Regions from separate parts of the Mus musculus genome. Here regions 2, 3 and 4 are each linked to region 1. Evidence: chromatin loops called from intact Hi-C (ENCODE). Cell type or tissue: heart. All regions are shown on one strand. Region 1 holds the start of Cd2ap (CD2-associated protein). Region 2 overlaps Cd2ap (CD2-associated protein). Region 3 has its middle 67 kb from the start of Cd2ap. Region 4 has its middle 51 kb from the start of Cd2ap.

Region 1 (2,500 bases):
TGACCCGCAGGGAACTCTGTAGGTGAACTGTGGGGTCCCCACATTTGCGGGGGGGGGAAGGGGACCCCGCCTTGAACTTCGAAGTTCTCGCTCCCATAGCTGTTCTCTTTTAGATCTCTCACAAGCGACACCTTTGCAAAAAAAAAAAATAAATAAAAAAGAAAGAAAAAAGAAAGTGGGGTAACCGGGGCTCATTTTGCAGAACCCCTTTGGTATCTGTATGGGCCGGGCAGCCAGCTGTGTCGTACACCCCAGGGAGACCAAGTGCCCGCAGCCCGCCACACCTGGAGGATGGTGGCGCGCGCCCCCGCGTGACGTCACCGCACCTGGCACCAGCTGCCGGAGCCTGGGTGGCGCGCGCGGGGGCCGCAGGGGGCGTGGCCGGGAATCCCAGATCGTTCTCGCGAGATTTCGCCCCAGCCGGGTCCCGACTCTCTTCACACTGGGCCCGTGGCTTGCCACCGCGTTCTCGAGCGTGGCGCGCTCCGCCTCCGAGGGAGCGGGTGCGGGCTGACCGTGCGAGACCCCGCCAAGTGCCTCAGCCAGCTGCGAGCGGAAGCGGCCCGGGAGCGTGGCTGAGTGCGCCCTGTGCTCAGGCGCGGACCCCGTTCTCCACCCCCCCTCCCACCCCCGCCTGCCGGGGCTGCGGCCGAGGCCGGGCGTGAGGAGCGGCCAAGCGCGCCGCGGGCGGATGGAGTCGCTTCCCCGCCGCGCCTGAGCCGGTGCACAGAAGGGGCCGCGGGGCCGCGCTCTCCCCGCCAGAGCCGCAGCATGGGTAAGCACTACCGCGCCGGCCACTGGGCTCCTCGCACGCGGGTCGGCTCCAATCGGGCTCTCCCCTCGTCGGTCCTTGTGCGGGACAGCGGGGCTCGAACCCGTGACCCGTTGCCCTGCGCCCTCTGGGAGCCCCTGACTTCCATGGGGGAGGGCGATCGCGAACTTGAGAAAGTGGCACTTGCAGCTCTGCTACTCGGTGGCTTGGTACAGATTGGTTTAAAAAAGAATGCACTCACACCCCCACATCTACTATGCACGCGCACACACACACACACACACACACACACACACACACACACACACACAGACATTTTGTCATAGAGAATTGGAAGCACAGGAAGAAACTTAATTCTCTTTGCGATCGGCTGGGCTTTTTGGCAGTGATTTGTGACTTCTCTCCCCTTCCTCTTTTCGTGGGTCAGTTTTTTGAAATCGTTTTTCCTGGTATTCGTCGTCTGCCTTGTCAGGTGTGTTGGCACCTAGCAGCGCGGCGAATTTCCTCCTCCTGAGGACTGGGTTAGGGGTTCGGTTATTCTAGGATTCCCAGTTGGAACCTCTGGAGGAGCTGTTTGCTGTTTCCTGTTTGGAGGGAGACTTCCTTCTTGGAGGCGAGCAAAAGTACCGGGGCCACAAGGTTGTTTTTCTGTGCGTTCTTCAGGTTTTCGTTTGGAGTCAGAGAGAGAGAGAGCAAGCGTCGCAGCGGACTTCTTTGAAAAGGAGTTTTGTTCAGTGGTGTAACAGTTCTTTTGATAAGTTGCGTCTGGGCTAGACACGAGCTCCCTCGAATGGTTATAATTTAAAAGTAAAGTAAAAGTATGTTTCTCCCCCGCCCCCCCGCCCCCAGCTTGGTGTTACCACAAGGCAAAAAGTGTAAGACCAGTATTTGGTTTTGTGGTATAAATCAGAAAGACATTATCACGTTCTCACTCCAGAGTCGATGCTGCTTAAAACCATTACTGAAATTAATAATTCAGGAAACTAGCGGATGATTTAGAAGCCCAACAAAAACAGGAGCTCTGCTGATGTGGCACCCCGTGCCCACACTTTGTTTTGTGGGAGACAAATTTAGCTAGTGTTTACAGACACTGGCTATTCTGTTTTCTTAGAGCTTCTAATTTTATTCTCCCTCCGCTTCCCTCCTGCTTTGTGTACCTTTTATACACCAAGTGCTTTTTGACTCAGGAGACAAACATTTGCTGTTAGGGACTTTGAAATGAATTCCTTTCCACTTGATTAGTTGAGTTTACGGGGTAATTGCAGGCTTATTCTAAAGCATCAAAAGCTAGCTTAACTGATTGGGATGAAAAGCTAAAATTAAGTATACAATTCTTATCTGTCTTAAGTCAGGATGCAGAATGTAATTAAACATCTTTTGATGGTCCAGAGTCATCATTTTGTGACTTTGAGTTGCTGTGAGCCCTTTTAACCACCTTGGATCTTGTATACTGTTGGACCAGGTGCTAAACAACAGACAGTTCTTTGCAGTTTGCAGTTATTTTAAGTACCCGTCCTTGGAACTGCTGGTTATCCGATGGGCTTGAAACTATGATTAGTATCGCCTTTCACCTTCCCCGTTCTCTCTCTCTCTCTCTCTTTTAAACCGTGGAGATCATTTAAATTTGTGATTTTTGCATAGGGGAAAATCAGTAGGTCTATACTTGAGTATAAGGTCTTCTCCTTCTCTCTTTCTGTCTCTGTCTCTTCACCTCCTCTCCCTGTCTTT
Region 2 (2,500 bases), 60 kb after region 1:
CTAGGGATTTGAACTATGTGTACAGATGTTCTGTTAATGTTTGTGCTTAGTGCCTGAAACATAAGGAAATGAATATGCTATATGTAGTGTGATGTATGTAAGTGTTTGCTGCCTTTTTGTTGGTTTTTAACGAATGTGGCAGACAGTTATTCATAATACAGTTCTTTAAGCATTTTTGCACTATTAAGAAATATCTATTCATTGAATTACTTCATAAAATAGTGTTATCACTCCTAATAGCAAGCGAAGACTACTGGAAGCATAGCTTAAGAAAGCATGTGTTATTTCTAATCAGGTTTTTAGTGAGTTCTGGCTCCCATGGATCATTTTTTAAAAGGTTCTTAGACACATTAAAGTGCAACCGCCAAACAGTGCATACTTGTATAGAATATGAAGGTTAATAATGGTCTCTGCCTCTCGTTTTTCCAGCTGGCAATATGAAAAACAAAGCTAAACAAGTTTTTATTATTATTAAATATTTTTTTTTAATCATCAGATGAAAAATCACTGTTAGAACAGAAACCTTCTAAACCAGCTGCTCCTCAAGTCCCGCCCAAAAAGCCCACTGCACCCACCAAAGCCAGTAACTTACTGAGGTCGCCTGGAGCAGTGTACCCAAAGCGGCCAGAAAAGCCAGTCCCTCCGCCACCTCCAGCAGCCAAGTAAGCCGTTCCTAATTTAGAATTCGACGTCAATTAACTACCTTTGACCTACAGAGCTCTGTTACCTTTCAAAGTTTAAATATCTGTTCCCCGTACATTTATCTCTTTGTTAATTAATTTTGTTAAGTGTTAATCATATATTTAGAATAAATGAATGAAACTTTACATTTCTGATTTTGTTGTGATCAATTTTAGGGTTAGCTCATGTTTATGCATAGTTTTTCAGAACAGATGGAAATTAGTGTTCTGTTACATAAAATCTTTAATGCCATTACATCATTATTTAAAAGTTCTATTTAACCTCCAAGTGATTTTTGAATGTTTGTTTTCTCATTTCAGAATTAATGGAGAAGTTTCTATAATTTCTTCAAAGATTGATACTGAGCCAGTATCAAAACCAAAGCTAGATCCTGAACAATTGCCAGTTAGACCAAAATCAGTAGACCTTGATGCCTTTGTAGCCAGGAACTCAAAAGAAACAGGTAAGCCAGAATGGGCAAGATTAAAAAAGAACTCAGATGGATTTTAGAATCTTAGATTTGTGTATGCACCTTGCAGAAGTAAAGGATGGCAACTAGGTGAACTGGCTTAAAATTTAGTAGCCAGAGGACGATAGGTGGGCAGAACACAGTCCTGACTGAGCTGAGATTTCTTACTGAGAAGCAAAACATGAGTAGACTGACAGACATGCTTAGTACTTCATTATGTCTCGACTGTTATGTAATGACCATATCTTTTACATTTGTTGGAGTTGAGTACCTTTTGGTTTTTAAGATTTGAAAATGAGGAACTAGAGAGATGGCTCAGTGGTTAAGAAAAAGTACTGGCTGCTCCTCCTTAAACCACATGAGCTCACAACTGCCTGTAACTAGTTCAGGGGATCTGAAGCCCTCTTCTGGCTACAACCTGTACCTGCTTTTTAAAAAATACTAGGATGGCATAGACTTTCAGTGCTAGCAGTAGTTGTAGTTTATAAAACTTACAAATCTCTGAGCAGTGGTGGCGCACGCCTTTAATCCCAGCACTTGGGAGGCAGAGGCAGGCACATTTCTGACCAGCCTGGTCTACAAAGTGAGAGCCAGGGCTACACAGAAAAACCCTGTCTCAAAAAACAAACAAACAAACAAAAAACCCCCCAAAAACCTTAAAAAATCTATCTGGAGAAACCTGTTATCTACAAGAAAATATTTTTATTATCAGTAGGCTTCACGTTTACCAAATAGTGTTTCTTTAGATTTAGTTTGTTGGTTTGTTGGTTTGTTTTTTGTTTGTTTTTGGCCATCTTGTGTTTGTCCATTCTTCTGGTTCTCTATACAGTGGGAAGGTGGAGAGCTGGAAGCACAGACATCTTGGTTAAGTTCTACCTTTTAAGAATGTTAGAGCGTCATTACTTTGTGGAACTAGATATTATTTCATATAAAATTTTACATTTTTAAATTTCTTACATTTCTTAAAGGACTTTTTTACGTATGTTTTTATTTTTATTGTAACCCTAGGAAATAGATGCTGTTTCCTCCATTTTATATGATAACAGAGTGAGCCACAGACACATCAGTACTCTCAATCACCAATGAGGAGAATGCTACAGTCCGTGCATATAGAAAAGTGCTCTGATGGCTCTGTCAAAAGTCTTAGTGCCATAGAGGACTGTTGAGCTTCAGGCTCAACTTCAACAGTAACTACACTTTATAATCCCGTTTTTTTCTTGTTTCATTTCCATTTATCAATGCAAAGGCTTTATCTTCAGTTCACTTAATCAGTTGATTTTAATGTTTTATAAATCCCTTTGTCATATTTGGATCCACCCTTCTCTAGATGGTGCTACAGTACCAATATTT
Region 3 (2,500 bases), 68 kb before region 1:
AGTTCTAGAGATAGGCTACATGTATCAGCTTAAGTGCCTCAGCTAGAATCCGGCATGGTCTCAATGATAGAGATAGCAGAGGTTATTTGAGTTACTAGCCATCTCTGGTCCTGCTTGAAGGAGCCCCTGGTCATACATAATATGCCTTTATGTACCTGGACATACATAATGTAAGGATCATCTAGACTACTGAGTATCTTCAGGTCTGTGGTGGTTTGATTAGTTTTGGTCATTGAATGCTTGGCCCACATGGAATGGCACTAGTAGGAGGTGTGGCCTTGTTCAAGTAGATATGGTCTTGTTGGAGCAGTGTGTCACTGTAGGGGTGGGGTTTTAGATATGGTCTTGTTGGAGCAGTGTGTCACTGTAAGGGTGGGGTTTTAGGTAGCCTATGCCCAAACTCCACCCAGTGTGGAAAGAGAGCCTCCTCCTGGCTGCCTGCAGAAGACAGTCTCCTGGGGATCCTGATGTAGAACTCTCAGCTCCTTCTCCAGCACGTGTCTGTCTGCCCGCTGCCCTGCTTCCTGCCCTGATGACAAAGGAGCAAACCTCTGAAACTGCAAACCAGCCACAATGAAATGTTTGCCTTTAGAAGAGTTGTCTAGGTCATGGTGTCTCTTCACAGCAGTGGAAACCCCAACTAAGACAGGTCCCTGGTGTGGGAGCTTTATATGGCCTGGTCCTTCGGATAATGCAGATCACCAGGCTGTTAATCACCTCCAGCTCCCAGCCTTCTGGGTGGAAGAACAGGTTATACATCTTTCTCTTTGAAAAGACAACTCCTCGTGTTTAACAGTCCTGGTTTCCCTAGCAATCTGTAGGCACAAGGACCTTTGTGCTCCCAAACTCTTGAAAGATAACTTTTCTCTTCTCTTCTCTTCTCTTCTCTTCTCTTCTCTTCTCTTCTCTTCTCTTCTCTTCTCTTCTCTTCTCTTCTCTTCTCTTCTCTCCTCTCCTCTCCTCTCCTCTCCTCTCCTCTCCTCTCCTCTCCTCTCCTCTCCTCTCCTCTCCTCTCCTCTCTCTTCTTTTCTTTTCTTTCCCCTGACACTGGGTTTTTCTGTGTAATAGCCTTGGTTGTCCTGGAACTCACTTTGTAGACCAGGCTAGCCTTGAAGTCACAGAGATATGCCTGCCTTTGCTCCTGAGTGTTGGGACTAAAGGCCTGTGCCACCACCGCCAGCTAGCTGAAAGATAACTTAAGGACTGCTCTCTACTTTTTGACATCAGAACTCCCTCTCTTCAAACAAGACATTACCCCTTCTTGCATAAGGAAACCCTTACAACAAATCTCTTCTGGTTTCTTCCTCCTAACTCTTCCTCTGCCTGCGCTTCTAATTACCACTAACCTCGGCTAGGAGTAGAACTTCCTCTCCGCTGTACATAGTAAATACGTCTTGCATTTTCCATAGTGACCACTAGATGGCAACACTGGTCCAAATCAGTTCTCTTCTTGGCAGACAAGAGCTGGCAAGGAAATAAATCCACAATTGCTGCTTGACAAGCACTCTTAACCCGCGGCAAGTGTAAATTCATACACGTGTAAATGTCTAAGTATCTAAAGGGATACAAGCCAGGTCAGTAAACGGAGAGGACAAACCTTTCCAAGAGTATGGTGGCCCAAGCCTGAAATCCCAGCACAAGGGAGACAGAGTTCATGGACAGCTTTGATGAACACAGCAAATTCCAGTCTAACCACAGCTGCATAGTGATACTCAGCATATGAGAGAAAGAAGGGAGGAACGAAGGGAGAAAGGAAGGGAGGGGTGGGGGAGGGAGGGAAGGAGGAAAGGAGGGAGGGAGGAGGAGACAGAAGAGGGAGAGAGAGAGAGAGAAGGGATAGAAAGATAGAGACAGACATCTAACACAGAGACTCTGGTTGCTAACATTAACTTTTATTCTTACATGGAGGAATTGTCTGATATTTACATATCATTAGTATGGGGGAAGGGGATCGATCGGGCTGGAGAAATGGTACAGAAGTGGAGCAGCAATTCCTGCACTTGTAGGCGACCCAGGTTCCGTTTCCAGCACCCACACGGCCGTTCCCAATCTGTAACTACAGTTTCAGAAGATTCGGCCTCTGAGGGCATCACACATACCTGCAGGTAAACACTTCTACACTAAACAAACAAACAAACAAACAAGTAAATAAATAAAGTTTTTAACAAATCAGTATACTTGGGTGGCTGAAATGACTCGGTGGGTAAAGATGATTGCTTGCCTTGCCGAGCCGGACAACTTAACCTCTTTCCCCCTCCGTGGTCCACATGGTAGAAAGGGAGAAACAAGTCTTGAAAGTTTTTCTTTGACCTCCATAAACCATCAGACATGGGTATACGTCCACTGCGCCATAAATAAACCACTTGTCGTTATATAAAAATTGTTCCGTTTAACATCCCAACGTGACAAAGGGTAACAGTGAAATGCAATTTTGCTTCAATTTGTAACTACCACCTTTTAAAATGTGTTTTGTTTTGTGAGACAAGATCACTCTGTGTAG
Region 4 (2,500 bases), 52 kb before region 1:
GTATTAGTTTGCATGGTGCTAATTAGAATCTGTTATGATTTGGGCCAAGATACGGGTAAGCACACTCCTCCATGTCTTTTCTCATCAGTGCAGCTACAGGATTACCCCAGAATGCCTGGAGCACCTGTTTTAAAAGTAGACAATGGCAAGGTGGTAAAGAAAGGGTTAAACCCAGAACCTAAAATACCACTGGTCTGTGAAACTTCAATCTTCTTGTTTGGGGTTTTGCTTTCTCCTGTTATCAAAAGGTTTAGCTCTGAAAGGTGGACACGCCTGGAGAGGTTTGTAGTTCAGCAGTATAAATAGAGCCCTGCCCTAGTTAGGCTTGCTATAGCTGTAATAAAGGTCATAACCAAAAGTACTTGGAGAGGAAAGGATTTATTTGGCTTCTATCTCCCGATCACAGTCCATCACTGAGTGAAATCAGGACAAGAACTCAAGCAGAACAGGAACCCGGAAGCAGGAACTGAAGCAGAGGCCCCAGAAGAATGCTGTTTACTGATTTGATCCTTATGGCTAGCTCTGTTTGCTTTCTTAGGCACCCTAGGATCACCTGCCCAAAAATGGCACATCTCTGACGTGAGCCCTCCCATGTTAATCAAGGAAATGCCCCACCAGCTTCGACATGATGGAGGTATTTCTCCAATTAAGGGTTCCTCTTCCCAGGCAACTTATGTTAAGATGATTAAAACACCAAGTGTTTTAGGCCAATGGGAAAAAGTGGGAATTGGGCCAGAGATATAGCTCAGTGGGTAAGGGTGCTTGCTGCCAAACCTAACCAGATATGACTTCTTCTTCTTTTTTTTTTTTTTTTGGTTTTTCAAGACAGGGTTTCTCTGTGTAGCCTTGGCTATCCTGAAACTCACTTTGTAGACCAGACTGGCCACGAACTCAGAAATCCACCTGCCTCTGCCTCCCGAGTGCTCGGATTAAAGGCATGCGCCACCACTGCCTGGCTGAAAGAAGAGCTTTAATAGGTGACTCTATAATGCTATTAGTGAAATCCAGATGAGGTGGTGCGTTGCTGTGACCTCAGTAATAAAGAGGCTGCCACAGGAAGACTGTGAGTTCAAGGCAAGCTTGTATTGTACAATGAGAAACTGTCTAACAATTTTATTTATAAATGCTGAGTTCACTTTAATACTATATACACATGGACCTTGCCCCATCTAAAACTGTTGACAGGAGTTCTATTTATAATACCCATAAACTGGAAACAACCCACATGCTCTTCAGTGGGTGTTGAGTGAACGCACAAGCTGTGACATGCTCCTGTAATATGACTCTAGAAGACTTAAAGAATTTACCAGGTACACTAGCTTCTCCAGTATCAGGCTAGCCAGTGCGTAGTACACACGGGACAGGTCTGACAACCTCACAAAGACTTTGAGAACTGACTTGCTGTTTGACAATAGCACCAAGTGTGCATCGAAAAACACTAGCTGAATTTTCCTTAGTTTGCTGTCTGTCGCTGGAATAGAGACCAGGATCAAAAGCAACGTGGGGCAGAGAGTGGTTCTTTGGTTTACAAACCCCAGGTTACTGGCCATTGAGTGAAGTCAAGGAAAGAACTCAAGGCAACAACTGAAGCACAAACCTTGAAGGAATGGTATTCCTTATACCACCTTATACCACCTTAGCTTGCTACTTCTACATTTTAATACCACCAAATACCACCTGCCTCTGGGTGACATCACCCACAGAGGGTTTACTTGGTCTCTAACATCAGTCATTACTCAAGGAAATACCCTTCATACTGGGCATGGTGGCATACAATTTTAATCTCAGTACTTAGGAGGTTGAGTTCAAGAGCAACCCAGTCTACAAATCAAGTTCCAGGCCAGTGAGGGGCACACAGTCAGACACAGTTAGGGAAAGAAAAAAAAAGGAAGGAAGGGAGGAAAGAAGGAAGAGAAAATGTCCTACAAACTTGGCTATAGGCCAATCTGATGGTGGCATTTTCTCAGTTGAGGCTCCCTCCACTCAGCTGACTATAGCTTTTATTAAGTTCACAGAAGTTAATCAGCACAGGACCTAACTAGGTTGGTTGCTTGCTAAAACAAAGTAGTATTTGATGAGGGTGCTGGCACATGCCTTTAATTCTAGCATTTGAGAGACATTGGTAGGTGGATCTCTGTATGAGGCCAGCCTGATCTACAAAACAAGTTCCGGTCCAGCCAGAGCTACATACTGAGGATTCTAAAAGTATGACTTTATGTTTATGTGTGTCTGTGTGTACATGCCACGTGTGTGTGGGATGCCCTTGGAGGCCAGAAGAAAGATCTGAAATCTTCCCAAACATCACCACCAAATGGAGAAGAAATGTTTCAATGTGTGAGCCCGTGGGAGACATTTCTCATAAAACCATCATACTTGAAAAATAAATAAATAAATAAATAAATAAGTAAATAAATAAATAAATAATAAATAAATTCTGAAAAGAATCTTCTGAGCCAGACTGTGGTGGCACACACTTTTAATCCCAGCACCTGGAAGGCAG

Evidence for each region. A loop is a pair of places that touch in the nucleus more often than their neighbours do. Peaks named below come from ENCODE experiments on the same cell type or tissue, not always from the same donor. Only the 100,000 strongest peaks of a DNase experiment are listed, where the experiment ranks them.
Region 2: a loop joins it to region 1, with 1.9 times the contacts of the local background. A loop is called at or near these places in 6 of 42 quality-filtered maps.
Region 3: it touches region 1 in a loop (4-fold over the local background); 13 of 42 quality-filtered maps call a loop at or near these places.
Region 4: it touches region 1 in a loop (2.1-fold over the local background); 3 of 42 quality-filtered maps call a loop at or near these places.

Annotation. Positions count from the first base shown.
Region 1 is chr17:42,874,588-42,877,087 of GRCm38, reverse strand. Cd2ap (CD2-associated protein) reads left to right here and starts at 664. Exons shown (of 18, transcript NM_009847.3): 1 at 664-775. The coding sequence starts at 772. In heart, a CTCF peak has its summit at 1,342; DNase peaks (open chromatin) are centred at 387 and 1,257; H3K4me3 peaks cover 2,500 bases; H3K27ac peaks cover 2,152 bases.
Region 2 is chr17:42,814,589-42,817,088 of GRCm38, reverse strand. Cd2ap (CD2-associated protein) reads left to right here. Exons shown (of 18, transcript NM_009847.3): 12 at 497-662; 13 at 1,002-1,144. Among named protein-coding and RNA genes, the nearest start is that of Cd2ap, 61 kb to the left of the region's middle. In heart, a CTCF peak has its summit at 1,553 (motif pointing left); no DNase peak of the experiment used is centred here.
Region 3 is chr17:42,942,521-42,945,020 of GRCm38, reverse strand. No RefSeq gene overlaps it. Among named protein-coding and RNA genes, the nearest start is that of Cd2ap, 67 kb to the right of the region's middle. In heart, a CTCF peak has its summit at 1,411 (motif pointing right); a DNase peak (open chromatin) is centred at 1,500.
Region 4 is chr17:42,926,277-42,928,776 of GRCm38, reverse strand. No RefSeq gene overlaps it. Among named protein-coding and RNA genes, the nearest start is that of Cd2ap, 51 kb to the right of the region's middle. In heart, no CTCF peak of the experiment used is centred here; no DNase peak of the experiment used is centred here.